Linked DNA regions of Homo sapiens: all the other regions are linked to region 1. Evidence: read pairs that join two places in POLR2A ChIA-PET (ENCODE). Cell type or tissue: CD4-positive, alpha-beta T cell. All regions are shown on one strand. Links, peaks and the distances in the headings refer to the core of each region. The heading gives the core; the rest is flanking DNA. Region 1 overlaps CCDC7 (coiled-coil domain containing 7). Region 2 has its middle 19 kb from the start of LINC02644. Region 3 overlaps IATPR (ITGB1 adjacent tumor promoting lncRNA).

What was found. ChIA-PET counts read pairs that join two places held together with the same protein. Peaks named below come from ENCODE experiments on the same cell type or tissue, not always from the same donor. Only the 100,000 strongest peaks of a DNase experiment are listed, where the experiment ranks them.
Region 2: POLR2A ChIA-PET joins it to region 1 with 5 read pairs; 1 of 35 experiments calls an interaction of 5 or more read pairs at or near these places.
Region 3: POLR2A ChIA-PET joins it to region 1 with 5 read pairs; 2 of 35 experiments call an interaction of 5 or more read pairs at or near these places.

The regions. Positions count from the first base shown.
Region 1 is chr10:32,453,684-32,464,433 of GRCh38, reverse strand. CCDC7 (coiled-coil domain containing 7) reads right to left here. Exons shown (of 44, transcript NM_001395015.1): 4 at 8,100-8,183; 5 at 1,731-1,751; 6 at 1,385-1,417. Among named protein-coding and RNA genes, the nearest start is that of CCDC7, 13 kb to the right of the region's middle. In CD4-positive, alpha-beta T cell, for the core only: no CTCF peak of the experiment used is centred there; a DNase peak (open chromatin) is centred at 4,913; H3K4me3 peaks cover 602 bases; H3K27ac peaks cover 1,356 bases.
Region 2 is chr10:30,698,936-30,709,685 of GRCh38, reverse strand. It overlaps the pseudogene SVIL2P. Among named protein-coding and RNA genes, the nearest start is that of LINC02644, 19 kb to the left of the region's middle. RefSeq lists enhancers at 3,991-4,040, 3,921-4,444, 4,561-4,620, 7,557-7,606, 7,627-7,766. In CD4-positive, alpha-beta T cell, for the core only: no CTCF peak of the experiment used is centred there; DNase peaks (open chromatin) are centred at 4,205, 4,515 and 4,895; H3K4me3 peaks cover 1,518 bases; H3K27ac peaks cover 3,652 bases.
Region 3 is chr10:33,104,852-33,115,601 of GRCh38, reverse strand. All of the region lies in intron 1 of IATPR (ITGB1 adjacent tumor promoting lncRNA), which reads left to right. Among named protein-coding and RNA genes, the nearest start is that of IATPR, 6.6 kb to the left of the region's middle. In CD4-positive, alpha-beta T cell, for the core only: no CTCF peak of the experiment used is centred there; a DNase peak (open chromatin) is centred at 5,651; H3K4me3 peaks cover 690 bases; H3K27ac peaks cover 3,661 bases.

The DNA.
Region 1 (10,750 bases), core at 2,914-7,913:
TATAAGAAAGAACAATATATCTGTCTTAACAGGAAAAAAGAAAGAGAAAATGAGTACAGACGTTAATATTGTGTTAGGTAGCAGGAATTGAAGGAGTTCCAACCAACAGCTTGTATTTAGAGCATTCCAAGTGTTTGGTGGCCAGAGCAGTATTTAAAGTAATAATTGGAAAAACAGAAATTTACAGTTCAAGAATAAGTTGCCTAAATTAGTAATTTTTAAAAAGTAATTTAGTTAATGACAAGTTCCAGAGTGTGACTGGAAGTGGAGGCCAAGAGATCTTTGGAGATGAGGAAGTCAAGAAAGTGAGAAGCCAGGGTTTTGGATAGGTCATGTACATTGACAGGACTGAGTGCAAAAGAAGAGTAAAAGTAAACCCATTAATAAAATAATAAAAAGAGGTTGATGGATGAAAAGAAGATGACAAGATGAATTTCCAAAGTTGCAAAGAAGAACACATTTTAAAAGAGGGTAGAGGAATAGTAGACTTCACTCTACCCCTACTTCTCTGGAAGGATAATGACCTCTATGCCATAATCAAAGAATGACTAACACTTTTCCAATGTCAGTCAAATGTATCCTAAAGCAAACAGCATATAGACCATGAAAGTCTTCTGTTCTGGGACCAGAGATAAAAACAATGAGAAGATGCTAGGATATAGTCACAGTTCATGCATTTAAGGTTCTATCTATATTTATCCTTTAAATACCCCCAAATAAACTGGCCTCTTTTCTTTGAAAAGCCTGGGCTTCAAGAGTGTTTAATTGGACTGAACCATAAGTGTGACCAAATGAGAACTAAAATAATACTGTAAATCAGTAAAGCTACCCTGGAAATCATTCTAATATACTGACAGCATATATAAAGTATTTTCCAAAGTAGAATTAAAAGCCCCTAAGGACAGAGACCAGTAGTTCTCAAACTAATGGCAAAGTGCCTGAATCAAAAGTGTAAAAGAACATCATTAAAATAACATATTTCATCTATAGAAAATCAATACATAATTTTATGTCTACACATACATAATCATTTAGCATGATTTTTTAAAATATGGTAGAAATATTTAAAGTGAAAGGTTCTCTCATCACCCTTTTATGTAAATTGGAAAAAATAATAACTTAGTTTCCATTATTCAATTTTAGGAAAAAAAATGTGTCAGTCAAACTTGGAGTATACCAGATATATGCAGGGATATAGGGTGTAGGTCACTGAGAAATATTTTATCCCATCCACTTATTCCTTGTCTACCCAAACCAAAAGGTTACTTTATAACCAACAGTTATTCAAAAATGACTTATACATACTTAACTTATACATAATCCAAATTGCTTTTCAAATGAGTTAAAAAATATTAACTTAACAATTTTAAAACGTTAGACTTACTTCTTCCATCTGATTGACCTGCCACTGAAACCACTTTAAGAAAACAAAAGAGGGACAAAAAAAGAAATAGTGACTACTTAAATTGCACTGATGAAATAAATATCTATATAAATGTGTGTCTGTGTCTCTGAATCTTCATCCATCAAATATCAGCCCTGACCGAAACATCACTTGGGATTCAGAATGGGGCTAATGCACTATACAAATGAACATAAAATTCTTAAATATATAGAGCAGCAAGTATGGAATTCCTTCTACTCCCTTAAAATTTAGAAACCTCTTCTTCATTGGCATGTATTTCTGTGTTAAGTTTTAGTAGGCTTAAGCTGTAATATATTGAACGTACCTTAAAAAGAGATTCCAAAATCTGAAAAATAAAGTTTTAATTAACACATTTAAAATTAGAATGCTTCACAATGTATAATATAATATTTAGTTCAGTCTTTTGCAATTTTCAATCACAAAAATGTACTAAGTATTAAAATATAACTTTATAAATCTGTAGTTGAAACTTAAAATTTTTTATTTACAGACAGTGCTTTTAGTTCACCTTGCATAGACAACTTCTTTCTAGAATTTAAAAATAATTTTTCTTTTTATATATAAAAAGGGAGAAAGAGGGAAAGAGAGACAGAATCTCACTGTCACCCAGGCTTGAGTGCAGCGGTGCACTCATAGCTCACTATAACGTTGAACTCCTGGGCTCAAGTGATCCTCTTGCCTCAGCCTCCTGAGTAGCTAGGACTACATGGGCACACCCCCATGCCTGGCTAATTTTTAATTTTGTTTTTAATAGGGATGGAGTTTGGCCATGTTGCCCAGGCTGGTCTCGAACTCCTGGCCACAAGCAATCCTCCCATGTCAGTCTCCCAAAACACTGAGCATGAGCCATCATGCCTGGCCCTAATATATCTATATTAGGTGGCCCCCAAACAATTCCCAAATTTATTTCATATATTTTCTTAATATAGGTAAGGAGGCTGGGTGGGGTGGCTCATGCCTGTAATCCCAGCACTTTGGGAGGCCAAGGCAGGTGGATCACCTGAAGTCGAGAGTTCAAGACCAGCCTGACCAACATGGAGAAACCCCGTCTCTACTAAAAATACAAAAATTAGCCAGGTGTGGTGGTGCATGCCTGTAATCCCAGCTATTCAGGAGGCTGAGGCAGAAGAATCACTTGAACCCGGGAGGCGGAGGTTGCGGTGAGCCGAGATCACGCCATTGCACTCCAGCCTGGGCAACAAGAGCGAAACTCCATCTTAAAAAAAAAAATGTACATATGTGCATATATATATATGTATATATATATATATATATACATATATATATATATATATATACACACACACACACACACATATATGTAAGGAATAAAATTTAAATTCCTTTCAGAGGAGCATTATATTTTTTTCATACAGCAGCAAGTACAATAACAAAAAGCATCACCTTCCCAACACTATCTTCTCAATACAACTCTGTTCCTGCTAAACGGTCTAGAAAATCAAGATATAAAATATAATACTACTTAATATTTTTAATGAAAAATGCAAATTACTTGTTTGAGAAATTACAAGAGAAACTGACTAAATATACAAAAACCAATAGAAACTGAACTCCACATACACCTACAACCATTCTGTTTTTCACTTTCAGTACAGTATTCAATAAGTTTCATGAGCTATTCAACACTTCCTTATAAAATAGGTTTTGTGTTAGATGATTTTGCCCAACTGCAGGCTAATGTCCAGTGTTCTCAGCACATTTAAGGTAGGGTAGGCTAAGTTACAATGTTTGGTAGGTCAGGTGTATTAAATGCACTTTCACCATATGAAAAATTCAACTTATGATGGGTTTATCAGTATGTAACTCCCTCATAAGTTGAGGAGCATCCATACACAGTTCAAAATATCAGTATTTACCATTTAAATATCTAATGTTAAAGTGATTACATTTGCTACAAAAACAAAAACCCCACCCTATCAAATTGGGTAAAAGTTTTCAATTACATTATTAAAGTAAAATGTTACTACGTGCATTCAGGGAGTAACATAAGATTGAACAAAAATTAAACTAGATAAATTAAATTTATCTTCCGCAACACTAACTCTAGATCTGTGGTTCAAAAAGTAAGGAGCCACAGCAACAGCATCAGCACCACCTACAAGCATACTTATTAGTACTGAAAATTCTCAGGCCCCACGCTACCCTACTAAATCAGAAATTCTAGAAGTGGGACTAACAATTTGTGTTGTAACTAGACCTGCAGGTGATTGCTTTGCATGCTAAAGTCTGAGAATCACTAAGCTAAATAAGAAAGCATAAATCTACGCAAAAAGTGCTGAGATCCTTCAGAAAATATACCAAAGCAAATTAATGTCTGTGTCAGAAGAAAAATATTTTCAGCTACGTAAGTGTTTAGAAATAATGTCCACTAAAGCACATTATACCTAGGAATAACTAATTCTTTCCACTGTCAAGAAAGATTCCGGGGTTCTCAAAACTTCCCTTCCTGCACTGGAACCTGATGGGAAACTTTAGCGTATATCAATTCAACCACTCATTGTAGCCATAGTTCTACAATAATTTAAACCACTCCTAGTTTAACGAGAACAGTGCCTTTCTCAATTACTGAGGAAACCCACAGCATCAATTACTGATACTGCTAAATCTAGATCATTGTTGATAAAAATGAGTGAAAAATAAAAACTGATCCACTGTGAAATGCCTTTTTATTTTGTAATGATTTGTTTAATCATTTACTTACTGATAAGTAGACATTATCTATATAATCTAGATAATCCTTCATGTGATTAAATACACATATACGTCAGGTATACATGATCCAAATTTTGCCCCTGTTTGAAATTTCTCTTGCCCCTCTCTTTATGAATTATTTATATACAGAGCTTATAAATTTAATATAGGTGAATTTATCAATATTGCCTTTTATGATTTGTATTTGTTTTGTGATTGTTTCTTGCTCCAGGTCATATACTTACATCATCAGTATCATATTTGATCATATATCAAATTAGTTTTTTCCTTTATAAATAACCAGTTGTCCCAAAGCCATTTATTATACTGCTGGCTCTGTCATCAACAAAATTTTCCATATATAAAAGGGTCAATATCTGAGACTTTGTTCAATTTCATCAGTTCATCCAGGCTTGCACCAAAAGCACATAATCATAATTGATATAGCTGCATAATGAATCTTGATATCTGTTAGGGTAGGTCCTTTGGCCTTGTTCATTTTCTTCAGGACTCACTTGGTTATTCTTGGTCTACTGAAATGCTATACATATAAAATTCAAAGTCAATTGTAAATTTGTATCAAGGAAAAAAACTATTAGGGTATTTGAAGAGTGCTAACAGCAAAAAAAAAAAAAAAAAAAAAAAAAAATGTGCAGCAGGGAAGTCCAAAGGCTTATGCTCCAATTTTGTTAGAACTCTGAAAAACAGTTAAAGATTTAAAGCAACCAAGCAATGCCACATCAATAAAATGTGGCTTGAACACCACAAGAGAACTGTGTGGTATTTTAACTCGGTCTTGCCCCACCCCTTCCTTGAGCACAGTAGCAGTCTTAAAAACAGCAACCCTCATTTTGAGTGGTTCTGGAGAGAGCATAGCAGACATATTCCCAAGAAATTGTGTTACTGTTTTGAGCTCTCTAGAGGTTCCCACTTTTGAGCTCTCTAGAGGTTCCCACTTTTGAGCTCTCTAGAGGTTCACACTAAACTGAGTTAGTTTCACCTAACTCAGAACTCTCCTAGGGAAGAAAAGCAACTAAGTGGAGGGCCTCAAAAGTGTCCCTGTTTGCAGACAACATGATTATATACATATCATATACATAGAAGACTCCACCCAAAAACTTCTTAGAATTAATGAATAAATTCAGTAAAGCTGCAAAATATAAAATCAACATATAAAAATCAGTGGCATGTTTATATACTAGCTGAAAAAAAGAAATCAAGAGACCAATCCCATTTATAATAGCTACAAAATAATATATAAGATACCTAGAAATAAATTTAACCAAGGAGGTGAAAGGTCTCTACAATGAAAATTATAAAATACTGATGAAAGAAATTAAAGAAGACACACACAAAAAAACAAAAGACATCCTATGTTTGTGGATTAGAAGAATTAATATTAATACTGGGCTTAAGCCCAGTATCATTTTGACAGGGATTTCACTGAATCTGCAGATAGCTTTGAGTAGTATGGTCATTTTAACAATATTAATTATTAATACCATGACATTCTTTACAGAAATAGAAAACAAATCCTAAAAATTCATGTGGAACCACAAAAGACCCTAAGTAGCCAAAGCAATCCTAAGCAAAAAGAAGAAAGCTGGAGGCAACACACTATCTGACTTCAAAATATACTACAAAGTTAGCCAGGCATCATGGTTCATGCCTGTAATCCCAGCAGCTTGGGAAGCTGAGGCAAGAGGATCCCTCAAGCCCAGGAGTTCGAGGCTGCAGTGAGCTATGATTGTGCCACTGCACTCCAGCCTGGCCAACAAAGTGAGACCTTGTCTCTTTAAAAAAAAAAAAAAAAGCACACACACACACACACACACATGCAAACACACACACAACATACTCTTCAAAGCTATAGTAGCCACAACAGCATGGTACTGGCACAAAAACAGACACACAGACCAATGGAACCCAATAGAGAACCCAAAAAATAAATCCACTTATTTATAGCCAACAAATTTTCAACAAAAGCACCAAGAACATTGGGAAAAAGACAGTCTTTTCAATAAATGGTGCTGGGAAAACTGGATATCCATAGGCAGAAGAATGAAACTAGACCCCAAAATCTCACCATATGCAAAAATCAGCTCAAAAACAGCTTAAAGCCTTTAATGTAAAACCCAAAACTATGAAACTACTGGAAGGAAACATAGAGGAAATGCTTCAGGACATTGGTCTGAGAAAATATTTTATGCATAGGACCTCAAAAGCATAGGCAACACAAGCAAAAACAGACAAGTGGTATTATATCAAACTAAAAAGCTTCTGCACAGCAAAGGAAACAACCAACAGAGTGAAAAGACAATCTTCAGAATGAAAAAAGATATTTGCAAAAAAAAATTCATCTAACAAGTGATTAATATTCAAAATATATAAGGAACTCAGACAACTCAATGGCAAAAAAAAACTGATTTTAAAATAGGTAAATGGCTTGAATATTTCTCAAAAGAAAGATACACAAATGGCTAAAAAGTATATGAAAAAAATGCTCATCATCACTAATCATCAGGGAAATGTAAATCAAAACCACAATGAGATATCATCTCACCTCAGTTAGAATGGCTATTATCAAAAAGAAAAAAGATAATAAATACTGACAAGGATGCAGAGAAAAGGGAACATATATACACTTTTGGTGGAAATTTAAACTAGTAGAATGATAATGAAAAATAGCATGGAGTCTCCTCAAAAAACTACCAATAGAACTACCATATGATCCAGCAATTCCACTACTGGGTGTATATCCACAGGAAAGGAAATCAGTACACTGAAGAGACATCTGTACTTCCATGTTTATTGCAGCACTAAACTGCAATCGCCAATATATATAATCAACCTAAATGTCCATCAATAGACAAATGAATAAAGAAAATGTGGCATATAGGGGGAATGGACTACTATTCAGCCACTTTCAGTTCCAAAAAAGATTTCACTCTTAATTCCAAAAAAGAATTAAATCCTGTCATTCACAGCAACATGGAAAGCCCTATAGGATATTATATGAAGAGAAATAAGTCAGGAACAGAAAGATAAATATTTCATGTTCTTGCCAATATGCAAATGCTAAAACAAGCTGATCTCATAGAAGCAGAGAGTAGAATCATGATTACTAGAGGTTGGAAAGGGTAGGGGTGAGGGAGGATAGGGAGAGGTTGGTTAAACGATAAAAAATTACAGCTAGATAGGAGAAATAAGTTATAGTGTTCTACAGCACTATAGGGTGACCACAGCTAACAACGGTTTATTATATATATATATATTTTATATATTTTGAATGTTCCCACCACAAGGAAATGCTAGGTGTTTGACGTGATGAATATGCTAATTACTCTGATTTGACCACTACCCATTGTATGTATCAAAATATCGCTATGTACCCCATAAATATGTATAATTATTACATGCCAATTTAAATACTATTGCCAGAAAAAGCAATAAATTAAGTGTATTCTATTATATGAAAAAAAAGACAATTGCAACAATTCCACTGTAGTCTTACATTTTACTCATAGCTAATTGATAAGGCTTATGGTACTAAACCATGATTGTGTGGTCATTCTCTGTAATGGCCAATCATTCTCTCTTTGATGCTGATTGCCACAACCTTACTATTTATTAACTACCTTGTAACTACTTACATGCTCTTAATGAGGGAATATGGCAGATTCATTAAGATTCACACAACTATTGAAGAATTAATTCAAAGTTCATGTCTTATTTGTGGTGGTTCAGTGGCATAATCTTTGCATTTGGGCATAGTAAAAACCCTTGATGATGATTAAAAAAAAAGAATAAAAAATAAATAAATAATGTTTTCCAATGCCATTTATAATTTCTTAAGACACTGAATCTAGATTAATGTTGGCTGACTGGATAGCAGATTCAATTTTCAACAACCAGTACAAGTTTGATATTTTATACTTGACAGTATATACAGAATACATACATTTTGTTCTTCTTTAAGTGCTTCTTCTAGCTGAGCTGCAAATTGCGAACAATATGTCAAGAATGAATTCATATCATCCCCAACCTTTTGAAAAGAATAATAAAACATAAAGTTACATTTAAGAATCCATATGCATGTCTGTCTTTTTCTAGCATATTTACTTTTTGAAAAATTTTAATTTTGTGTAATTTATGTCCCTTCAAACATTTACAGCAAGAAGCCATGCTTCAAATGCCATACTAGCAAATTCTCCCAAAGAAAAAATATGAAAGAAAGTACACTTTGGGAAGTGGCCCATCAGTGACATATACCCAGCCATGTCTCTCCTCTCATTCATCTCTACACAGTTCCAGAAAATCCAGCATCCCAGCCTCATAGTACTGAAATTTCTGGGTGGCCCAATAAAAGGTAATCATTACCATAAAAAAAAAAATCTCTTGGTGTTAGAAAATGACTACTACCTATGATACCTAACTGTATAATTGCCATGAACTGCAGTCTTCTGCTCTCACCTAATGGGCAATACACAACTTTGAGGAAAAAATAGTTACAGCTTAAATGTCATAACGATCAAATCCCTTCTAGTAAAGCAGTGATTCGTAAATCAGAGAATTGACTCATGATAAACAAATATTACAGGCTTATATACAGTTAGGATTTTCATAGAGTGGTTCTCCATGAAGAATATATTCCCTGAGCATTACATTTAAAGATACTGAGCCAGGCGCGGTGGCTCACACCTGTAATCCTAGCACTTTGGGAGGCTGAGGCAGTTGGATCACTTGAGGTCAGGAGTTCAAGACCAGCCTGGCCAGCATGGCAAAATCCCGTCTCTACTAAAAAGACAAAAAAATTAGCTGGGCGAGGCGCCGCACACCGGTAATCCCAGCTACGTGGGTGGCTGAGGCACGAAAAGCGCTTGAATCCAGGAGGCAGCAGTTCCAGTGAGCCAAGATCACACCACTGCACTCCAGCCTAGGTGACACAGCGAGACTCTGTCTCAAAAAAATAAAAATAAAATAAAATAAATAAATAAATAAATAAATAAATAAATATGCTGAGAGGCTCACATACTTCTTGTCACAATAAAGACCTATAATCATATAGGAGACGGGGAAAAAAAACTAAATCATCCAGCAGAGAGGAAAATGAACAGATTAGTGTTACTAATCACAAATATAAAGAGAAACTATTAGCCTACTTCTTCCACCCACATTCAGGTGCCACAAATATAGAGAAGATAGAGAAATACAGAGAAGATAGAAATTGATTTGACCAAGTTTATAATGTAACCAAATGAGACCAATAAAGCAGAACAGGGCAAGAGAGTTAAGTACGTGTGAAAGGGAGTGATGATAATAGTGGACCATGCTATTTAAGCTGGGTAAGTAAGGGCACAAGGAGGATTTCGGACACTAAAAAGGCAGCAAGACCAATGGATTATGTTTCCCTGTGAAATCAAAGGATTTTTGGAGACAGAATATTGGACAGACTGAGTGGGAAAGACAGGAGGTGGTGGCCACAGATTAGGATGACTGAAATTCAAATTATGAAACAGTTATGGTAAGGACTACAGGATATCACTTTGTCCATTAGTGGTTGATGTGAAATAAAATACAAGATCATTGGAGGAAAGAAATTCAGTAAAATAAAGGGGATATCCGAAGGGCTGATTTCTTCAATTTTGTCAGTATTGGAGACCACAGGAAAGTGAACTTAATTTCATTTTATTTTATTTTTTTGGTGGTTTTTTTTTTAACTTTTGTTTTAGATTTAGTGGGTACATGTGCAGGTTTGTTACCTGGATATACTGCGTGATGCTGAGGTTTGGGGTACCAATGATCCCGTCACCCAAGTACTGAGCACAGTACCCGATAGCTAGTTTTTCAACCCTTACCCCGCCTCCCTCCCACCTCTAGTCATCCCAGTTTCTATTGGACTTCAATTTCAGATTTTAGTTTTGGTTCTTTGATTCATTCCTGGCAGGGCTTCAAAACATAATAACCACAAGGTCATGCAGGATAAGGATTGTGATTACATAGTCCTTTTAATAGTTGGGTAATCACCACCACAATAAAAATATAAAACATTTCCATCATTTCAAAAAGCTTCACTGTACTCCTTTGCAGTCAATTCTCCCCTCCTACCTTAGCTCAAGACAAACACTGGTCCTTTACTACAGTTTTCCCTTTCCCAGAATTTCATATAAATAGAATCATATGATATGTAGCCTTATTTATTTAGCTTCCCCACATCCTAATGTTTTTGAGATTCATCTACATTGTTCTATGTGTCAGTAGTTTGTTCCCTTTATTGTGAAGAGTATTTCATTGTATGCTATACCACAATTTGCTTATCCATTCACCAGTTAGTAAATATTTGGGTTGCTGGATTCAGTAGCTATTCTGGCAGTTACGAACGAAACTTCTATAAACATTTATATACAAGACTTTGTGAGGATGTATGTGTTCATTAATCTTGGATAACCACTTAAGAGTGGAATTGGTGGTTATCTTTTAAGTATATGTTAAACTTTGTGAGCAGCTGTCAAACTGTTTCTCAACATAGCAGTACCATTTGTGTTCCCACCAGCTCTGTATGAGAGTTCCTGTGGCCCCATATCTTTACTAAAATGTGATTATTCTCTATCT
Region 2 (10,750 bases), core at 2,512-7,511, 1.8 Mb after region 1:
CGCCAGGCCTGCCACTGTGGTGCTTAACCTGTTCTTAGCTGACGTCTTTGGGTGGGTTAAGTAACTGAGCCTTGTTGCTTATGCTATAATGTGTGGCTGATTTCACCCTCCCTCCTTTGGGTTTAGGGGTGAGGATGAAATGAGCTAACATAAGCACATGTTCTGGGTGTGCAGAAGCACATAGAAGGTGTGTCTTCTGCTGCTCAGCATAGCTGCCCCCTGCAGGCCTTACCTGGCTGGGGCACGCTGTATAGATCTTCCTGCAGGAAGGGCATGGAACTGACCACAGAGGGGGCTCGGGCAGGGTACACGAACTCCGTGGCTGCGAAATCCCCAGAGGAGCTGCTGAGGACGAACAGGCGGGGCGCGAAGTTAAAACTTCCGGGATCTTTGAAAGAAAAGAGAACAAAGCTGAAGATATCATGTGCATCAAAGTAAATTCCAGATGAAGAATGAATGTAAAATATGAAATAATTCAAAGCACTGTGGAAACACAGGTAGAATTAATCCGAGCTTCGAGGTGGAGAAGACCTGCTAAATTGTAATAGTAAAAGAACTGGCCGGGCGCGGTGGCTCACGCTTGTAATCCCAGCACTTTGGGAGGCCGAGGCAGGCGGATCATGAGGTCAGGAGTTCGAGACCAGCCTGGCCAACACGGTGAAACCCGTCTCTACTAAAAATACAAAAATTAGCTGGGCATGGTGGCACATGCCTGTAATCCCAGCTACTCAAGAAGCTGAGGCAGGAGAATCACTTGAATCCGGGAGATGGAGGTTGCAGTGAGCCGAGATTGTGCCACTGCACTCCAGCCTGGGCAACAGAATGAGACTCCGTAACAAAACAAACAAACAAACAAACAAGCAAGCAAACAAACAAAAAAAACTGGAGTCTCTGGTTCTATATCACCGCAACTTTTCCTAGCTCCAATCCCATTTCCAACATTACAACTGTATTGAGGTTTGAAGGGAAGAAGAAAACTCATTTAAGTTCCTAAAAGTTCAGGGGTCATTTTTATTTGTTTTTTGGCCATTTGTTTGGTAAAGTATCTGTAACGTAGGTTCCATAAATGATTCTAATAATTTCTTAAAGCATTTTCACTAAAAACAGCCTTTCGTACCATCCACTGTGGATCTGAACTGGCTAAGTTTGTATGTTTTTGAGAGGGCAAAATAAAATAGGAACCATCAATGACTACATTATAAATAACTATAATTAATTTGGAAGCCACTCAACTGAAATTTCTGCTAACTTAGCAAAAAAATTTTGCCTTTGATTAGCAATCCTGTTCCTCAAAGTAGTGAAAATCTGTTGCACCAACTAGATTACTGGGGAAAGGCATGTTTCAAATAGCTCATAACAGTCTATAAAGACCTAGACATTTTTAGCACTCAAATACATTGTGTAAATACACATTTACACTTAAATAACCAATATTACGTCCTAACATTCTAAACAGACTTGACCGTATATACCCAAAATACAACTGTATCTCTTTTTAAAAGTATTTTTATTTTAGAGACAGGGTCTTGCTCTACTGCTCAGGCTGGAGTGTAGTGGTATAACCATAGCTCACTGCAGCCTTGAACTCCTGGGCTCAAGTGATCCTCCTGGCTCAGCCTCCCAAAGCGCTGGGACTACAGGCAGATGCCACTATACTGGGCTGATTTTTTAATTTTTTGTACAGATGGGGTTTTACTGTGCTGCCCAGGGTAGTCTTGAACACCTGGCCTTAAGTGATCCTCCCACCTCAGCTTCCCAAAACTCAGGGATTACAGATGTAAGCCTAGACTTTTATTTCTTTAAAGATATTTTACAAAATGGGCATTTCACTAATTTTCCTTACAGTTTTCCTGCATGTATTGAAATGTAGTCCTATATACAAATTAATTTTTCTTATGTGTATTTATTTTTAATTTTATCAATGTAAATATTCAATTTTCAGTGTGAAGAACTTATGGGGTCATTCTTTTCACAGCCTTGATCAGTTGCCTAATTTAAAGTGTAATACAAAAATTAATGGGGTGTGGTGGCGGGGGCCTGTAATCCCAGCTATTTGGGAGGCCAAGGCAGGGAGAATTGCTTGAACCCAGGAGACAGAGGTTGCAGTGAGCCGAGGTTGCGCCACTGCACTCCAGCCTGGGCAACAGAGTGAGAACCTGTCTCAAAAAAAATAAATAGGGCCGGGCGCGGTGGCTTATGCCTGTAATCCCAGCACTTTGGGAGGCCGAGGCAGGCGGATCACCAGGTCAGGAGATTGAGACCATCCTGGCTAACACGGTGAAACCTCACTTCTCTAAAAATACAAAAAATTAGCCGGGCATGGTGGTGGGCACCTGTAGTCTCAGCTACTCAGGAGGCTGAGGCAGGAGAATGATGTGAACCCAGTAGGTGGAGCTTGCAGTGAGCCGAGATCATGCCACTGCACTCCAGCCTGGGCAACAGAGCGAGACTCTGTCTCAAAATAAATAAATAAATAAATAAATAAATAAATAAATAAATAAAATAATAAAATAAATAAATAAATAAAGTTTGGATATGTTATGCCATCAAAAGAGTTTCAAGAATAAGTTTGGTACCAGTAGGAATAACAGAAAACAGAGATATGAAGACTGCTCGTGGTTAAGTATTCTTGCCCCAGAGCCACCTATTTATAGAAATTAAACCCCTATCACGCCCCGGAGGAGCCTGGCTCAGCATCCCTGAGCACCTCAAGCAGCTGTCTCCTGACCCTGGTGGGGCACGAGCAACCCTACCCTGCAGGCACTGGGCCAGGACATTGACCCTAGCAGGCCGGCCAGCATTGGCCAAGTGGAGGCTGTACCACCTGTGCAGCTGCTGCTTTTGCTGACCCTCTCCCAGAAGTGCACCCTGAGCTCTGACTCAGTCCTGTTTGCAGGTGTGGCCCTTGTGCGCACAAGTGATAGGGGAGCCGGACTAGTGTCACCAAGGGGCCAGAGCTTCCGCGTTGGCTACGGAGTGACTGCAAGTGCCATGGGGCTGTGCTTCCCCCCTGCTGGAGGGATGGTCTGGAATCTGAACGCTCCCTGCTCTATCTTAATTCTCCAAAGCTGGACTTTTTCAAAGTTATAAGTCTGCTGGAAAGAAAGAAAGAGAGAGAGAGAGAGAGAGAGAAAAGAAAAGAAAAGAAAAGAAAAGAAAAGAAAAGAAAAGAAAAGAAAAGAAAAAGAAAGAAAGAAAGAAAGAAAGAAAGAAAGAGAAAGAAAGAGAGGAGGGAGGGAGAGAGAGAGGGAGGGAGAGAGGGAGGGAGGGAAGAAAGGAAGGAAAGAAGAAAGAAAGAAAAGAAGGAAAGAAAGAAGTGAAGAAAGAAAGTGCCTGGGCAACATAGTGAGACCCTGTCAAGGAAGGGAAGGGAAGGGGAGGGGAGCGGAGGGGAGGGGAAGAGGGAGGAAAGGGAGTTCCTCCCACTGGGGGTCCTTGTCTGACACCCCACTACTCCCTGGAAGGAGAGGCTGGAGCTGCCTGGGCCCTGGAAGATCCCCTTCCTGCTGTTTAAGAAGCCCCTGAAGTTTGGTGTGTTCAGCGGCCCAACCTCAAGTCGCCTTGCTGCTGGTTCAACCCTGACCTGCTCCACAGTCTGGTGACTGGGATCTTCGGCCCCTCCTTGTAGCCAAACTCACGGCTCTCCACATCCTGTGCTGGAGCCCCACTCTGACTCCCTGCATGCAGGGTGGGTTAGCAGCACAGTTGGGTTTGAAAAGAGGCAGGCCTGGATGTGAGTGTCCCGCTCCACTCCCTGCTAGCTTGTGGCTTCAGGCAGGTTCCTTGATCTTAAGGTCCTGTTCCTCATCTGAGAAATTAGCATCACAACAGAACAAGTCTCAGGAAACCCAGGAGGCACTCAGCTAGAGGCAGGGTAAAGCCCCCAGCATCGTGCCCTGAGGGGGCAGGGGGACCTCTGGGCCACAGCCCGGCTCTGCACAGCACACAGCCCCACTGGCCGTGTGCTCAGTGAGACCCGCCTGCTGGGTGTTCCTGCACTTGCTTTACATCATGGATAACTGTCTTGGAGACAGGGTCTGAAATCTTTACTTGGTCCCTACAGAAAGTGTCTCCCATAGAGTAGATGCTCAGGAAATGGTGTCAGTTGATGAAACAGATGCATTTTGTATAAATCAGGAAAGAAATCACGTGGTTCCAAGCCTGCAGTTTTCTGATCAGCAAACAGCTGCCTGTGCTTCCTGTGGCCCCGGGGGCAGGTGCACCCGCACAGCAAGGAGGCTGAAAAGAGGTGAAAAAACTCCCTTCTGAATTGAAATCACAGACCTGTGACCTGCATGCTCTCCTAAATGGGAAGGGGTGAGGAGCGCTGTGGGAAAGGCTCCTCCTTGGCAAGGAAAGGGATGATTTCTCCGGAGTTCACCGGACTCCCCCTTTCCCCAGCGCCAAGCATCCGGGTGAGTGTTTTGCAATGGGGTCTGTCACCATCAGGAACCGAGGAGAGTTTAGACTCTGCATTTACTACACCAGACCCACAAAGCACCACCTGTGCTCTCAGTCTCAGGAGAAACAGCCTCTTTCACTTTTCAAATCAATCTTCTGTGCATGTATTTACTATAATGTTACAGCACCATTGGTTCCAGCTTTAAATCACGAAGATATGCTCTACTTAACGACTTTAGTTGAAGCAGCACACAGCCACATGGGAAATACCATTTAGAGGCCAATCATCTCTTTCCCAGAAAATCTCTGGGGACAGGGGCAGGGGAGGGAGAGAGGGAGCTGAGAAGCCTTGATGTGCAAGTTCAATTTCTACAGGTGAACACCAGCGGCCTCGGCAATGCTAGGTTGTTAGGAATTCGGCCTTACTTCTTTTCATCTCTGTGGTTTACTAACTGGCTCTCAAAGGCGTATGACTGCGGTGCCCCACTGCACGCACGCAGCAGAGGGCATGACAGGGTTCATTGGAGAAGCTGGCTCCCGCAGGGCTGCTGGGCTGACCTCTTTCAGCTGGAGAAAGCCATAAGCGCTCACTAACCTGCCGTGCTCACCATGAACTTCCACTTGACCACATAGGCATCCCCCTCGTGGAACTGCCCGATGCTTTGTTTGGGGAGCCTGCTATAGTCAAATTCCAGGATGTACCAGACATCCACGGAGACACTGGTGATCTCAAACTGCCTCCTGTGGTGTCCTTCCACCAGGCCACAGCCACAGCCAATGTTCACCCTGTCCAGGATGGCACCTGCTGTCGTCTGGGGCACGGACACCATCCGTGTCACGTTGTTCCGCTTGACATCGGCCCTGGAGTCTTCCTATAGGGGAACATGAAGACATCGGTTCAGTTGCCTGTTTCCGCAGCTATTCCTTGTCACACTCAACGCTGCTTCAGCTGTTCATGGGACAGCATAAAAATACACCTTCCACACTCTGTCTCAGGATGTTTAACTGCAGTCAGGGAAAGGCTGCATTTTCAGAAAGACTCTGGCAGGTCTGAACACCCATTGGCCACACTGGTGCATGGGGTGCCTGAAAACAGGTGCAAACCCGACTCTTCACCTCCCAGAGTCAGATTAGAATTGGAGGCCAGTCTGCTGTTCTATTAGTGAATCCTGGGAAGGCCTCTTAGCTTTAAGGGGTGTGTGTGTGTGTGTGTGTATGTGTGTCCATTTTTTTTAATTAAAAAAGTATTTTAGTTGACACATTATTATGGATATGATTTGATGTGTTGATAAATGCATCTGTTTCATGGGGAAGGGGGTGTGGGAAGGAGACGGGACAGGGAGGATAGGGAGATGTTGGCCAACAGGTACAAAATGACAATCAGAGAGGAGGAATGAGCTCTGGTTTTCTCCTGCACAGTGGGGTGACTGTTTTCCAATACTGTATTGCATATTTCAAAATAGCTAGAAGAGAAGATTTGAATGTTCTCACCACAAAGAAATGATACATCTGGGGTGACAGCCATGCGAACTATCCTGATTTGATCATTTTACATCAAGGCCACTTTTGTTGGGACCCGAACCAAGCCCTGAGGTTTGAGACTTGGTCACTGGAATACCTTGTGCTGGGCAAGTTCCCCGGGGTTCTTCTCATTTGGTCTTTTCAGTTCTGTCCAATCCAGAAACTTTTCTTTGAACAAAATCGTCTCATTGTGTTCAGTAAGTCTCCCAAATATCGCCCAGTCGGGCCGCCCCTGTCCTTTTCTGTAGGGTGGGAAGGGGGTTGGGAGAACAGACAGGAAAAGAACCAAGATGAAGCCAAGCTTAAACAAAGGAATCTAAAACACATGCGGCTGCTGGAAAAAACCTCAAAGTACGTGAGTACATATAAAATAAATGGTTTATTTTCCTGCATTTTACCAAATACTGACATTTTGTTATTTTAGTCTGAAGTCTTGCAAAGCTTTGTGTCCATGGAGTTTTTGATGTGCCTTAATGTGACATGAACCATGTCAGGACTAGACTTTTCTTACATTCTAGCAAGTTTTTTTTGTTTTTGTTTTTTGTTTTTTTTGAGATAAGGTCTTGCTCCGTTGCCCAGGCTGAAGTGCAGTTGCACAATCATAGCTCCCTGCAGCCTCGAACTCCTGGGCTGCAGTGATCCTCCTGCCTCAGCCTTGCAAATAGCTGGAACTGCAGATGTGTGCCACCATGCCTAGCTAATTTTTTAATAGAGACCAGGTCTCGTTATGTTGCCCAGGCTGTCTTGCACTTCTGGCTTCAAGCAATCCTCCCACCTCAGCCTCCCAAAATGCTGGGACTACAGGTGTGGGCCACTGTACCTGGCCACATTCTAGCAAATTCTTGTCTTTGGGATGCCCTGGGAGTGGCACGCTGGGTGGAGATTTCGGCAATAGCAGGAGCTGTGGGCAAACCTCACTTGTCATCTACTCTGTGCCACCCAGTCACCTGCAAATGCTCACCAAGTTTCCTCCAATTAATTAATAGACGTAGGGAAGAGGTAGCTCCCTCCTCAATTCTCTATTATTTTATTTCATGTTACAACAAAGCTCTCCAGAGTACAGAGATTCTCCCATCACTAAAATGAACACACTTTCATAGATCTTGAAGTGCCTTTTTGTGCACTTATTTCTAGGCCACTGACCAAGACGGCAGATGGGGAGAGCACAGAAAGATAGGAGGTCTTGTGCGGGCTTGGGATTTCAGAATTTGTGCTGTCCCCAAGAACACAGGTAATTTAGAAAAAGGTAGAGCTGAGGGCTGGGTGTGGTAGCTTATGCCTGTAATCCCAGCAGTTTGGGAGGCCGAGGCAGGTGAATCACCTGAGGTCAGGAGTTCAAGACCAGCCTGGCCAACATAGTGAAACCCCGTCTCTACTAAAAATACAAAAATTAGCCAGATGTGGTGGCGGGCACCTGTAATCCCAGCTACTCGGGTGGCTAAGGCAGGAGAATCACTTAAACCCAGGAGGTAGAGGTTGCAGTGAGCCAAGATAGCACCATTGCATTCCAGCCTGGGCGACAAGAATGAGACTCTGTCTCAAAAAAATAAGTTAATTAATTAAAAATTTAAAAAAAGAAAGAAAAAGAAATAAAACAAAAGGTAGAGAAGATATGCGTGCTGCGGAGGGAGTAGCCCTGGAATAATATGCACGATCTTTCATCCCTCCAGACCCATCTTCGGTTGTGAATCTGGCCTGGGATGCAGCCACCTCTTAGAGCAACCCCCGCTGCTGCTTGTGCCCTGCTGTGCTACTGCCTCAGTCACTTCCTGCTTGGTCAAGACCACAGCTGCTGATGTCACAGCTGAGGCACATCAAAAAGGCTGCCTGATTCAAAGAAAGCTGCCGGATAAATCATAGAGCACAGACACTTCTACCTCATGCTCTTATGGGACTTTAGGAACCAAACATAAGCACCTATGGAAAATGCACGGTGGTCTTGAAAGGCTGTGTGGTCTTTATCAGAAAATATCTGAATGACTGTCTCTTATGTCAGTCCTACTCTGCAGGCTTGCTAAGATGATAATTGAAAGGGCTTTTGGTTTCTGCTTTAGAATCTGTCACTTATGTTTTGAAGCGTTGTGAGCAAGCGATGCAGCAGATTGCAGGGTGAGGGGGATGAACCTGGGCCAGAAGCCAGATGTGTTTCTCCACGCACTGCCCTGACCTACAGCCGGAACTGGGCTCAGTGGTTTCAGCCTCATTTGCTAAGAAGGGCTGGGTGCGTAATCTTGGCTGCACCTTAAAATCCCTGGGAGCTTTTAAGACATATTGACACATAAACTGTAACTCACATGAAACGAAAACACATCTCTGGGGCTGGGCTGAGCAAATGCCTTTTTTTTAAAGGCCCCTCAGGTGATTCTGTCTCAGAGATGTTGAAAACCAGTGGGTTAGGAGCTCAGTCATCTACTTTCAGATCTGTGATTATGCCACTATTAAATACAGTTGGCTATCACATAGATTTTTATGCTTTAGCTTGTTTTTTTTTCTCTGCTATACCAAATAAAATCTTTTGAGCTGTTGTAGTTCCAGTCCTTAAAACAACAGTTGTTACCATACTGAGGTTAAACATTAGTGCATTTGCTTAACAAGGACATTAAAACTTCTTACCACACTGACATAATTTTAATGATTTCTATAATAATTAATAAGAAAATCAATAATTGGATTTTAAAGCAGGAAACTAGGCAGGAAAGTTGAAATTCATATACCAGTTCAATGGAAAACATTAAAATGTAGTTGTGTGATGCCCAATATTCTATGCTGTTTGTTGGTTCATTGGTTTCTCATCTATTGTAACAGCACCCATAGTTAAAAAGCACTACTTTTTTTGGTCTGATAGTTAAAAAGACAACAACAATCCTTTGCATGTAAGAATTTTTTTCTCATAATCACAATTTTAGAGTTTGCACATATTCTATTCAATTTCAAAAATAACTTTAAAGAGTCTAGTACCTGCAGGGAATATTACAATTGCAATCATTGTTTTAATACCATCTCCTCTCCCTCTTCCCTTCCCAAAAGGTATAAAGACATAAACATCATCTGCTGCCAAATAAATCCTGGAATTCGAGGGCGATGCTGGGAAGGTATGAAATTAGAGGGAGGCATGTTGCTTTTGCACTTTCAGATCAATGGCTGAATTCCAGACCCGGGGAAGCCTTTCAGATCCGCATGTAATTTGTTTAAACAATTGCTGTTCATCTGCCACAGCAGCACTTGGAATGCCGCAGGGAGGAACTTGCAGCATTTCTTGCTCACTTCAAGAAATCAACTATAACAAACCTCTTCTGGAAGACGACAGCATCCATATTTCTATAATAGTTAGATAAAAGTTAAAGAACTGTTCCTTTTGTGAATATTCACAGTCCACTGCATATAATCGTTTATGAAAACTGAACCCTATAAAGAGCGAGAGTAGAGGACTGTGGTGAGAACAGAGGGATCGAAGGGAATCAGCTCGCTCAGGGAGCCGTCCCAAGGTGGGGGCAGTAGTACCTGCGGATAAGCGGATTGCATTCTCCAGGATCCAGGGGATTAATGTCACAGTTCTCATAGTCAAAGGTTCCATTCCATAAGTGCTTTGCCAGCTGAAATTCTATTTTTCGTTGTGCTAACGTGACTTCTTTCCCATGCCATACGTAAACTTCACTACCAAAATCAAACACCAGTACCTGGGAGAAATGGCACAAAAGAATTTGTTAACTTCAAGAACATGCAACAGTTGAATCAGGTGCAACAGGGTCTCTGTTGACAGTGAGTCAAACGGAGGAAGACAGAAATCCTAATGGGGTGACCAGCACAGACACAAAAAGGCCAGGAGATCTCAGCTGGCACTGCCCCACCGAGCCAGCCTCTGCCCTGTGGGCACGATTCCTCCTCCCAGTGTCCTAAGTGGCCAGGATAATGTTCCCTCCTCTGAACTCTCAACCTGCTTACAACTTGCGATTCACAAGAGTTCTTTAGGTACATCTTCCTGTCGACTTCCTGCCTCTCTCCCCTATTCCTCCCCCTCTCATGTGCTCGTTCATTCACTTAATATATACACAGAGGCCACTTCATATACCCCAGGCACTCATGGTCCAATGGTGTCTTCTCTCCAGTACACAATTCCAAGATCCTTAAGGGCAGGGATCAGATCATGGTGATACATACAGGAGGGGTTGATTACTAAGTGTTTGCTGAATGAATACATGAATGTAATGCTATTTCTTACGTTCATAGTTTGTTTTATTCTTTCTCTTAGAATGATTTCTCCCTTCACTTCCAGCAATTCAAATTTTGCTTAACTCTAAACTTGGCTCAATTTCACTTTCTATTGAAAATTATTCCTGATGATTCCTGTATTTATTTTTCTGTGACGTTTCCCCCATGTAAAAGACCATACATATCACACAGTCAACCTTGCTCCAGATTACATTCCTTCTAATACTCTTCCGCCCAATTAAACTTAAGGGCCTTGCGTGTCTTCCACTTTCTTAATACTTAGCATACTTAACGGTACTGGAAAAGTATATAATTAATAAATATTTACTGGCATGACAGGACAAAAACAGCACATTAATTGGCAAATCCATAAATTATATATATGTATATGCATCTATTATTCCTCAAACTTAAGGACTGAAAAATATTCCATTAATATTTATACAAAATGCAACAGATAGGACTAAGTAACATTTACATTTTGCCTATGATGCTGTCAATGATCCATGCCACCTCTGAACAATATTCTGGATTTCATATTAGCATTTAAGATGTCAGTAAAGGGGTGAAATAACAAATACCCTGGCTGGGCACAGTGGCTCATGCCTGTAATCCCAGC
Region 3 (10,750 bases), core at 3,546-8,545, 650 kb before region 1:
AGACGGAGTCTCACTCTGTCTCCCAGGATGGAGTATAATGGCATGGTCTCGGCTTGCTGCAACCTCCACCTCCCAGGTTCAAGGGGTTCTCCCACCTCAGCCTCCCTAGTAGCTGGGACTACAGACACAGGCCACCACACCCAGCTAATTTTTGTATTTTTAGTAGAGACATGGTTTCACTATGTTGGCCAGGCTGGTCTCAAACTCCTGACCTCGTGATCCACCCGCCTCAGCTTCCCAAAGTGCTGGGGTTACAGGCGTGAGCCACCACTCCCGGCCTCTCTTCCCCCTTTCTATGTGAACACATGTACTTTTATTAAATCATTTTGATTATTTTCTATTAATAATTCACATTTATATGAATCACAGAATTCAAGATTACTATATAGTCCCTAGAAATTGCTTTATTACTCACTATATTTATGAAGGCTCCTAGTAAATCTCCATGATGATATTTGGAGAGTCTCTGATATATTCAAAGTTGTCCTGTTTTTATACTGAAGGCAGCCGACACTGATCCAGTCAATGAAATCGTGATTCTCTAAGAATGAATATTTGGATTTTTTTTTTCTTTTCATAAGGTTGCGTGTCTTTGGTGTTCAGGCAGGTAGATGCCACATTGCTTTATTAAATTGGTGTAATGGAGCATGGATTTTTTTATATTGTCATATGCAGTGATAATCTAAAATTCTAGAGCTATGATTCATCTCTGAGGATGTTTTACTCATATTGCACAATAACCAAAAAGTATTTAGACCTCAAACAGCGGGTTAACTGGGCATGGCCCTGTCCTTGTACAGTTTGCATGCTGTTATTTTTACAGATGTTCTCCTCAGTTCCCACCTTAATTCAGGTCAGGGGAGTTAATGGGAAATGAAACTGCATCTCCTCTACTTCCCTCCTTCCTGCACGGTTGACTTGAATTATAAACCAACAGCTATGCTCTGCCGGTTGATAACTGAGTTGTTTACCACCTCAACCAGAAGATGCAACGATTAGCTGTTTTTTTCTGGCTTTAGAAAAAGGTTACCTCGTAAATAGATGAGGAGACAATCTGCATATCTGCCCCATCTTACCTTTGACTTAGATACCTACTTCCCTACTGAAACAATAAACCAGTCTCTGGCTGTTGCTGCAGAAGAATCTGCTACAGAAATATCTGTCACACTTTAAAATTGTTTCCCACACACCAAACAAGCTCAACCGCTCTTCTCTTGTTCCAAAACAAAAGCCTTATCCTGTAGGACTCTTTCAACAAAAACCAATGAAGAACACCTTTACTTTTTCAAGTAAAACTAAAAATAATGATCACAAAACAAAAACTTGCTCTTTATATTTATTCAACTTCCTCTAGCCGCCCCCTACATTAAACCAAGTGTTTGAGAAGAGTTTCAAGAAATCTTAACTTCAGAAGGAGTTTTAGGAAGTTCCTATTGCAATCTCTGATTAACGTGGAAATCCATTCTCTTGATAAATACTTCCACTAACAAAGAGGCCTCTCTTTAAAAGATTGTCCATTCCTTTTCTGGAGAGTTCTAAAAGAGGATAATCAAAAGGAAAGACCCTTCTTTCACTGGAATTTATGTCTTAGTAAGTGTTCATTTCAGATATATTCACAAGTAAAAAGAGAGTAAACTCTAAGACTCAAAAATGGGCCATTTCTATGAAATAAGGACACAACAGATCGAAGCTGAAAGATTTGATCAACCTTATCAATTGTTGAAAGACAAGTCTTATAGAAGGAAGCTCGGCCAACTCCAAAACTGACTCCTTTCCAATGCTTAGTGATCATCTGGACACACTTGTGGAATGTGACATTTTGGTCTAACACAAGCACAGAATAACATGTAGCATATACCCAAATGAAATGAATCACTAGCGAACGGATCCTTAAAGTCTACAAAAACCAACCACAGGGCTGTAATGAAAGAAAGTGATGACAGACAAGTTATAACATACAGCCAGCCAAATTCCGAACACAGTATTTTGGCTGACTAGTCTTGGACATGGGAAGAATTATGCTGTTCAATTTACAACTTATTAAAGAGGGAAAGAAGTCATCGATACAGATGGTTGGTTCTATATCAAAGAAGACTAGGAGAGGTGATATTACAGAGCTTCTATAGAGCAAACTGTCAAGCAGTACTTAACTCACTTTTCCCCATAACTAATCATTAGAAAAGAATGAATTTTCAAAAGGTTAAAAAAAAATTGCAGTGTTCTTAGTAAGCCATGGTTTTGCTCACTTATCTGCAAAAGCCTGGACATGCTGATAGAGTCAGCTTCATTCCTTAGGCAAGGCAATAATTACTTTTTCACATGGTGCATGTTCTCTGCAAGCAGTTGCTCACGACATGTGGAATGAAATGCCTTTGTTAGGGGGTGGGGAGAGTTTATCATAATGTTTTATGCTAGTAGATGAAATCTGCCCCTAAATATAACATAAAAACTACTTTTGATTTACCAGAAGGAACACATGGTACCTTAAGTACAGTCTATGAATATTTTGAACAGTAAGCCTCAAATAGGTAACAGAAGTGTCAAGCATGAGACCAAGAGTCATCTGGGCCTAAATGGACTTTGAAGTTGGTTTTATTACACCATAAATGAAGTAATGTTCACTGTTGCTTTCAGTTGCTGTAGTAGAAGAGCCAGAAGTCTTGCGTTGTGGTCCCTATTTTGCTCTTAATCATGTGTGCCTGATTTTGGATAACCTTTCAGAGGCATAAGCTGGCTTATCTATAGAAAGAAGAAAGCTGCATTAAAGTATCTCCAAGATTCATTCAAAAATGAATGAATATCATAGAAAAAAAATATTCTATGATTTTTATCTTCTTGGATGGATAACATCACCACCCAGCAGTGGAGAAGAGAAGACATCAGGAATTCTCCTAAGCCTTTGGCCTATGGAGGTCTCCTGGATAATATAGTTCAGAAGAGAAATAGGATGTTAGTCCCCTGACGCCCACATGGGTGTGAATTAATCATCCCACCACTGAGCCATTTGTGACCTTAGAAAAGACTATTAAATTCCTTTCACTTTTATCCATTTGTAAGTGGCAATAACCCGTCCAACCAACCCGCAGCCCAACCAGACCTCATTTATAAAAATTAATTAGATAACATCTTAGGTTTCCTAGTCCATGGAAGTAAATGTTCTAAAAATGTAACTATTAGGTTGGTGCAAAAGTAAATGCAGTGTTTGCCATTTAAAAGTAATGGCGAATTATCCTCAGCAAACTAACGCAGGAACAGAAAACCAAAAACCACATGTTCTCCTTTATAAGTGGGAGCTGAACAATGAGAATACATGGACACAGGGAGGGGAACAACACTTACTGGGACTTGTTGGAGGAGGGCAGAGGTGGGAGAGCATTAGGGAAAACAGCTCATGCACATGGGGCTTAATACCTAGGTGACAGGTTGACAGGTGCAGCAAACCACCCTGGCACACGTTTACCTATGTAACAAACCTGCACATCCTGCACATGTACCCCAGAACTTTAAAAATTTATATAAATAAATAAATAAAAGTAATAGCAAAAACTGAGATTACTTTTGCATGAACCTAATAATGTTTATTTTTAAAAACAATACATGTAACTAGCAACCTCTTGTGCTGTCATGTATAAGCTTTTAAAAAGAATATTTTGAGTGCACTTTGACGCATGATTTAATTACCACTTTTCTTTACAACCATGAAGCTTCTCACTTTTGTTCTGAATGTACAAGCTGTTCATCAGAATAAGTTGCCGGCTTGGGCCACTTCCTTTTCTCTACAGAAGGATTTCGCATGGCGAGCTGGAATTTCCTTTATTTAAGATGCTTGAAAAATCTGGAATGGTCTCATTGATTTATTTCTGGAGTGGGAGTGTCCAACCTAAAGTGTCTCTTCAGCATGTCCGTAATTTCTATTTCACATATGAAAAGTTAACGCCAAGCAGTTGCTCAGCACATGCTAATCAAAATTTCACAGATATAAAGCCCTGAGTTAGGAACATCCAGATGTATTTCAAAACTGGGTAAAGTGCCCCAGCACATCTCCAGGGTAGCTACGTATATGGTGGGTGGCCACTGGGCTTTAACTGGTGAGTAAAGACTAGCATGAAGGACTCTATGGAAGATTCCATTGAACTTTGCAAGACTCTAGCGAACCATACAATTTCCTTCCTTCTGTTTCAGTTGACTCATCAATCCATAAGGAGTACCCATTTATGTAGAATTTTAATATTTCAGAGTGACAAATTATGCCTCTCCTATTAACATAGCCAGGACAAGATATGAAGCCACCGCTGATTTTTTTATTCAATATTAATTCTACCAGCTATTTTTCACCTTTAAAAATCCAACCATAACACAGACCCGAAAATAGATGATTCAGGCCTCTTGTTTTTAATACATTCTGTGGGGGAGTTTTTGGTTAATTTCCCAGAGGTTCACAAAACTAAAAAAATCCTTCCCCATACTAGTTTTAGGAGGAGCCAGCCCAAAAATTTCCTCACGACCCTGAGTTAACTGAGTTATTTCTGGATGTGAAAAATAAATCTGAACATTGTAGTAGAGGGAACCCTAGGGTGATCTTCCCTTAAGACTTTGGAGTTCTCTTCAGAAGTAAGGAGGCAAAAGTAGACGGGGTCGGGGGGCCAGAGTTGAGAGGCAAGTCACAAATGAGTTAGACCTAACACTCAAAAGGAGAAATTAAAGAAAGTAAATTTCTGTTTTCGCTCTGGAATAGGGAAGAGCGAGGAGTCATTGTCTCTGAGTCTTCAAGTTTAGGAAGGACCTTGACACAGGGCGATCGGAAGGAGATGGACTGCACCTCCCTGAGGACGTGTCAGCAGGAAGGAGACACAAAATTACAATACTGGGGGCTTGCATTAGGCACCGAGAAGCGTTTCATGACAGTGAGGGCTGTTAAACACTGGAATGAGGTACCAAGGGACCTTGGGCAATCTCCATTCTTGGCAGGTTGAGAAATTAGATCCTTATCTGCTGGAATCAAAGCTATGGGGAGAGAATTGGGCAACCTCAAGAGACCCCTTTCAAGCCTAAGAATCTCTACCCCGCCACAGTCGGAGGAAAGTCGATAATTTAAAAATGAAGAAAGTTCTCCACTGACTTGCTTATACATTTCCTTTTTCTGTCAAAACGAGAAATTTTTTTTTCTTTTCTGAGAGGATGTATATCCTGAGGAAATTATTATTTTTTATTTGCTTTTGATAAAAATAGTGCCAACCACTTCTGGGTTTTTTGCAGAGCTCACAGGTGGGGGTGAAGAAAGCCTTTGGCAATGCCTGCAATAATAGCTCAATATGAGTCCTCCAAGAGGTCTTCATTAAGGGAGGCCTGAGAGGGCAGAGCCACTCAGTGCTACAGTTTGCAAAAATCCTTAGGATGTTGGCCTGTGTGGCTCCTAAAAAAAAAAAGAAAAAAAAAACCCAGCTGCAGGGGGGATTTGTTTTCATAGGGCAGCTACTTGAGGGGTTTGGTCACTGCTGCTGAACCACAACATTCTGAGTATTGGGGAAAGGATACACTTACATTCAATACGAGTGCTTCTAAGAAAATCGCACTTTTCTTATAAGCTTCCGGATAAGAATTGTGCAAGGACAGTTGTATTGCATCAAAACATGTGGTTTTCACACGCATTGCTGTGCAGATCACAGGATTTTTGCACCTGACAAGAACATCTTGGGGGGAGGACCAAGAAAGAAATTTGAACCCCTCAGCAGACTTCTCTTGATCCGCCCCTTTCACTGTTCCCATACCTTTAGACCAGCCGTGCTAGATTTTGTTAAGTAAAAATGGAGACCCTGACTGCAGAAAGCGATACAGCCATTCCAGCAAGGAAGGACAGGAATCCATTTTGTCTCTTTTAAAATACAGAGTTAATAGTAACTTCAAGATCGTTTCTGCAGCCTTTTCTGAGAGAAGCTGAAGCAAGTGCTCTTAGGGAGTGATTATTATCTGTTCTCTCGGTTGTTGTTTTGGGTACAATATGTAGTTTTCCCCTGGCAACTGGAAAATTATGTTGTGGCAGGAAGGACATCATTCTGCCTGTCTTGAAATGCTTTTCCCAAGAGATCTCAAGCTGAGGCTGTGTTGATAAAACACACATATAGAGAAAAGAAAATATCTTCCTTCCTTACTTCTTCTCTCTTTCTTATCGTTACACATCTTTGGAAGGGAATAAACTAAATATAGAAATAAAGGACAAGAAAATTGAATGAACACCTAACTTGAAATAGGCAGCTTCTGTCCATGCAGCGAGTGGGCTACATTATTGCAATTTCTATAAAACTGTTTCAGCACCAAATGGAAATTGGCCCATGTGCAGATTGGGGCAGCTTTCTGCAATTGAACCAATTGAACTTTTTCGAAATTGTACATATACGCACATCCGAAAGCTCTATACAACTGACTGTGTTGTAGCTAAGGACTGGTGAAATCCCCAAGGGAACCAGTGATACTCTTTCTAGGTCTTTCTAACTCTCAAAAGTTGTGTTTTAAACACTTTCTCACATCTTCCTACGAATGACTTCACTGTTTTATTTGTTGTGCTTACTGGTAACCAAAAATTATTTCAAGGTTCTATCCCAAACTCCCCTACATTTCTGGTGGCTTTGAAGTTACTCCAACGATTCTCTGTTCAGAAAGGTGGCTCCCACTTATCTGTGATTAGAGCATTTTGTGAACAAACGAGGCTGTAGAAATGAGTGCAGTGACGTAAATTCCTACACATGTTTTGGGCAAATAAGTTTATCTGACATAAATTGTTCTCCTTTCCTCCTCTGAGACCCTGGAACAAGCAGAGGAAAGGGTCTAGGCATTGAACTCCGGTGCACCTGTGATTAAACTTCAACTTGCCATGTCTGAGCTGTGTAACTTTAAGCAAATTGCTTACCCTTTCTGAGCGTTAGGTTCCTCATCTGTCAAATGAAGGTTCAAGTCTCATCCTTACAAGATTATTGTGAAGATTAACTGAGATGATACATATGATGCATGTGGTGTAGAACAGGTACCTGGTGCTATTGATGTTATCCTTTGGTCCATTAGTAAGAACATGTCCCAAACCCAAGCTTGTATCAAGTCCCTTAGAAGAAATTGAAAAGAAGACTCACAAGAATACAAAGGGAAGGATAGATACTGATATTAACAAAATAGGCTCGAAAAAATCCTAAAAAGTGAGTTCCCTATTTTTCTATCTACCTTCCTGGTCTCTTTCTTTACCTCCTGAATAGTTTGCATGGGTTCCCAGATGCGGACACTGGTTTAACCTCAGCAAGTTGTAACTCTCATTAAAGTGATTCAACTGTTCTGCTCTTTGCTTCCAGAATAATTAAGAATAGCAATGTCCAGATGCTCTCCTAACCAGTTCCCACATTAGCATCTTCCCCGTTCTCTGAAAAAAAAAAAAAAAAAAAAAAAAGGTGACCTTTTGACCTGATTCATTGGGAAGGCTGTTGTGAACTTCCTGGGTCAGAGTCGCCTGGGGTCAGTTACATTAATAGCCATCTAAACCTTCCTCTAAACCTTCCTGGGAATTGTAAAAACCTCCCAGATCCATGACAATAATGAGCTTTAAGCGTCCTTCTTCTCATTTCCAAAAGATTGAGGAATTTGGGCTTTACCCAGTAAGCCTGCATTGCACTTTGTCTTCTGACTCCATCAATTTATCATGCAGCATTGGATAATCCAAGAGTTTGTTAAATTCTCTATTTCTACAAAATATTTCCCATTGATTAAATTGTTCATTGAAACCAAGTCTGTCTTCAGAAAGAGTTCTACTGAGACTATATTGATCAGTCTCCAGAGTAATGAGTATATCTACTGAGCACATGCTTCATAGCTGACATGGTTCTAACAACATTCGCTAAATTCACCCTCCTAACGTTCTGTGAAGCAAGTGCTTGTGATACAGATAAGGGAAACTGAGGAATTGAAAGTCACAGAGTCACTGAATGGTGGGATGGGGAACAAACTCAGGCTGTCTGAACTCACTCTGATATCCTGCAAAGCAGTTACTAGCACAAACTCTTTCAATTGCTTATGATGGACAGTGCACTGATACTTTAGAGAAACTGAAATGAAACATGAAAAATACGGTTTTGGTTGATGTTTTTCCTAAGAAATGAGGATGAGGTTACTTCACTTTAATATTACACCTACGTTTAATTAGAATGAATGCAAAACTGATGAAAATTCTAGATTTTTCAGAAAGAAGCCTTTTTTTTCTGTTTGAGCCAAATCACTATAATGTCTATTTCCAAAAGCCAATAGTGAAAAAGTTCTCCCCAAAGTGAAGAGATCCTATAGAAATTTAAAACCATAATTAGGAACAAACCATAGCGGTCATTTCTATTTGCTGTGGCAGCTATTCAACTGCAGTATACGGATTTCATCTCCACCTAGAAAAAGTGAGTTCTAGTGTCTTACTGCTTTGAGGAAACCAGTGAGATGGGAGAGTTCCCTGACCCCCTTGTGGGACCTGCGACAGTGGGGTGGGGGGCGGCTCATTTTGCTCAGCAGAGCTTAAACCCCTTGTGGGAGGAGGAGCATGCAGGTGAGCGGGTGAAAGAGCCAGGGTGAGTGTCTTTAGGCGCCAGCAGGAACGAACCCTGTACTGGTCCACAGCAGCCTCTAGGGGTTGCCCCCGACCTCTGGAGCCCCAGAGGGCATGTGTTGCAAACAATTCTCTTTTAGTATTTGCCGTCCACGGATGGCTAAGTGTTAACCAGCTCAGTGGAGAATCACGGTGGCATACACCCTGCCCTCTTGGTACCCTGATTCTTGTCCAGCATCCAGGAAGAATCAGGTCACACGGACTTGAAGGATGGTGAATGCAGAGGTTTTACTGAGTGATGGAGGTGGCTCTTAGCGGAGGGGAGCTGGAAAGATGATGGTGCCGAAAGAAGGTGATCTTTTCCTGAAGCGCGGCTGGAGTCATGCCTTCTGAAGTTAAGCCACCTCTATCCATAGTCTCTAACACTCAGTTGCTCCTTCTCCTCTCCATGTTCAGCTGCTTGACTATCTGACAGCTGAGGTCTGGGATTTATATGGGCACAAGATGGTGGGGAAGGGACAAGGAGAACCAAAAAAGTAACATTTGGGCTGAAAAACAAGGATAACCGTTCTCATTTAGGGCCGCGGTTTCCAGGCCTGAGGGTGAGGACTTTGCCGGGGAACCACCCTCTTCTACCCAGTATTTCCCCACCTCCTGTCCATATCACTAGTATGGGAATTGTATGGAAAATTTTAAGCCTCTATTAAGTTGGCAAAGCGATTTAAAAATCAAGTCCTAAGCACTGAATTTTCCCAGGCTTTGTCTTGTTCTGGCTGACCGACTACCTGTGATCTAACAACTCTCCTTGTGAGCCACAGAAGCTCTCTATGACATTTTCAGTGAGGGTGCCTGAACCTCGGATGGATAACCAGTGCAACTAAAGATTTAAGGGCATTTCCTTTTTGTCTGTTTGTTTGTTCGTTTTGAGACAGAGTCTCACTTTGTTACCCAGGCTGGAGTGCAGTGGTGTGATCTTGGCTCACTGCAACCTCCGCCTCCCAGGTTCAAGGGATTCTCCTGCCTCACCCTCCCGAGTAGCTGGGATTACAGGCATGTGCCACTACACCTGGCTAATTTTTGTATTTTTAGGAGACACGGGATTTCACCATATTGGCCAGGCTGATCACGAAGTCCTGGCCTCCAGTGATCACCTGCCTCAGCCTTCCAAAGGGCTGAAATTATGGGTGCTTCAAGGACATTTCTGATGTGCTGAATACGCCTATGGAAGAAGGCATTCCTGGATCCTAATAAATAATGAATATTTATTTTAAATGAATTACTCATCTGCAGTGTTGAAGTTGAGCTTGAACAGTGCTAGCTATCAGTTTGTGTTCAGTAGGTTAAAAATCCCCCTCAAAATGTCCTGGTATCTTCAAGTGTGGCTATACTAGATCCATGCTTAAGGTCTGCCCTCTGTGTGCAGTCTAAGAGTGCATTGTTTTTTCTCCTCTGCTTTTAAAAGTCATGCACATGCTTTTAAAAGTACATGTAGAAAGTACGTCAAATAACAAATATTCCAGCCATAAATTCCATTTTCGATATTTAACCCATGCTGGTGAATATAAATTTAGTATTTTTCACATATATCTTGTACCATATAGTACCAGTTGTTTAACAACAATTTGATATTGTTAAATAACAGTGTATTGTGAATATTTTGTCATGTTATTAAATATTCTTCTATTTCACATTTTAATGACTGACCTATGTCCTATCACATGAACATGCCTCAATTTTATTTCACAAACCCACTATAAGTGGATGTACTTGTTATTTATTGTGTATAATAAATTAGCCCAAATTTAACAGCTTAAAGCAGCAAGCATTTATGATCTCACAGTTTCTGTGGGTCAGAAATCCAAGAACAGCTTAGCTGGGTCCTCCAGCTCAGGGTACCTCACAAGGCTGCAGTGCAGGTGCTGGCTGGGGCTGTTGTCATCTGAAGGCTCAAACCGGGAAGGATCTGCTTCTGGGTTCACTCACGTTCCATTGGCAAGCTTCAAGTCTTCACTGTCTTTTGGCTAGAGACATCAAGTCCTTGTCATGTGGGCCACCCCATAAGGCTGTTTACAACATAGGATGTGCCTTTCCTCAGATGAGGATTCCAAGAGACAGAATGTGAGAGAAGATACCCCTAATGGAAGGTGCAGTCTTTTCATATCTTCATCTTGAAAATGGCATACCATG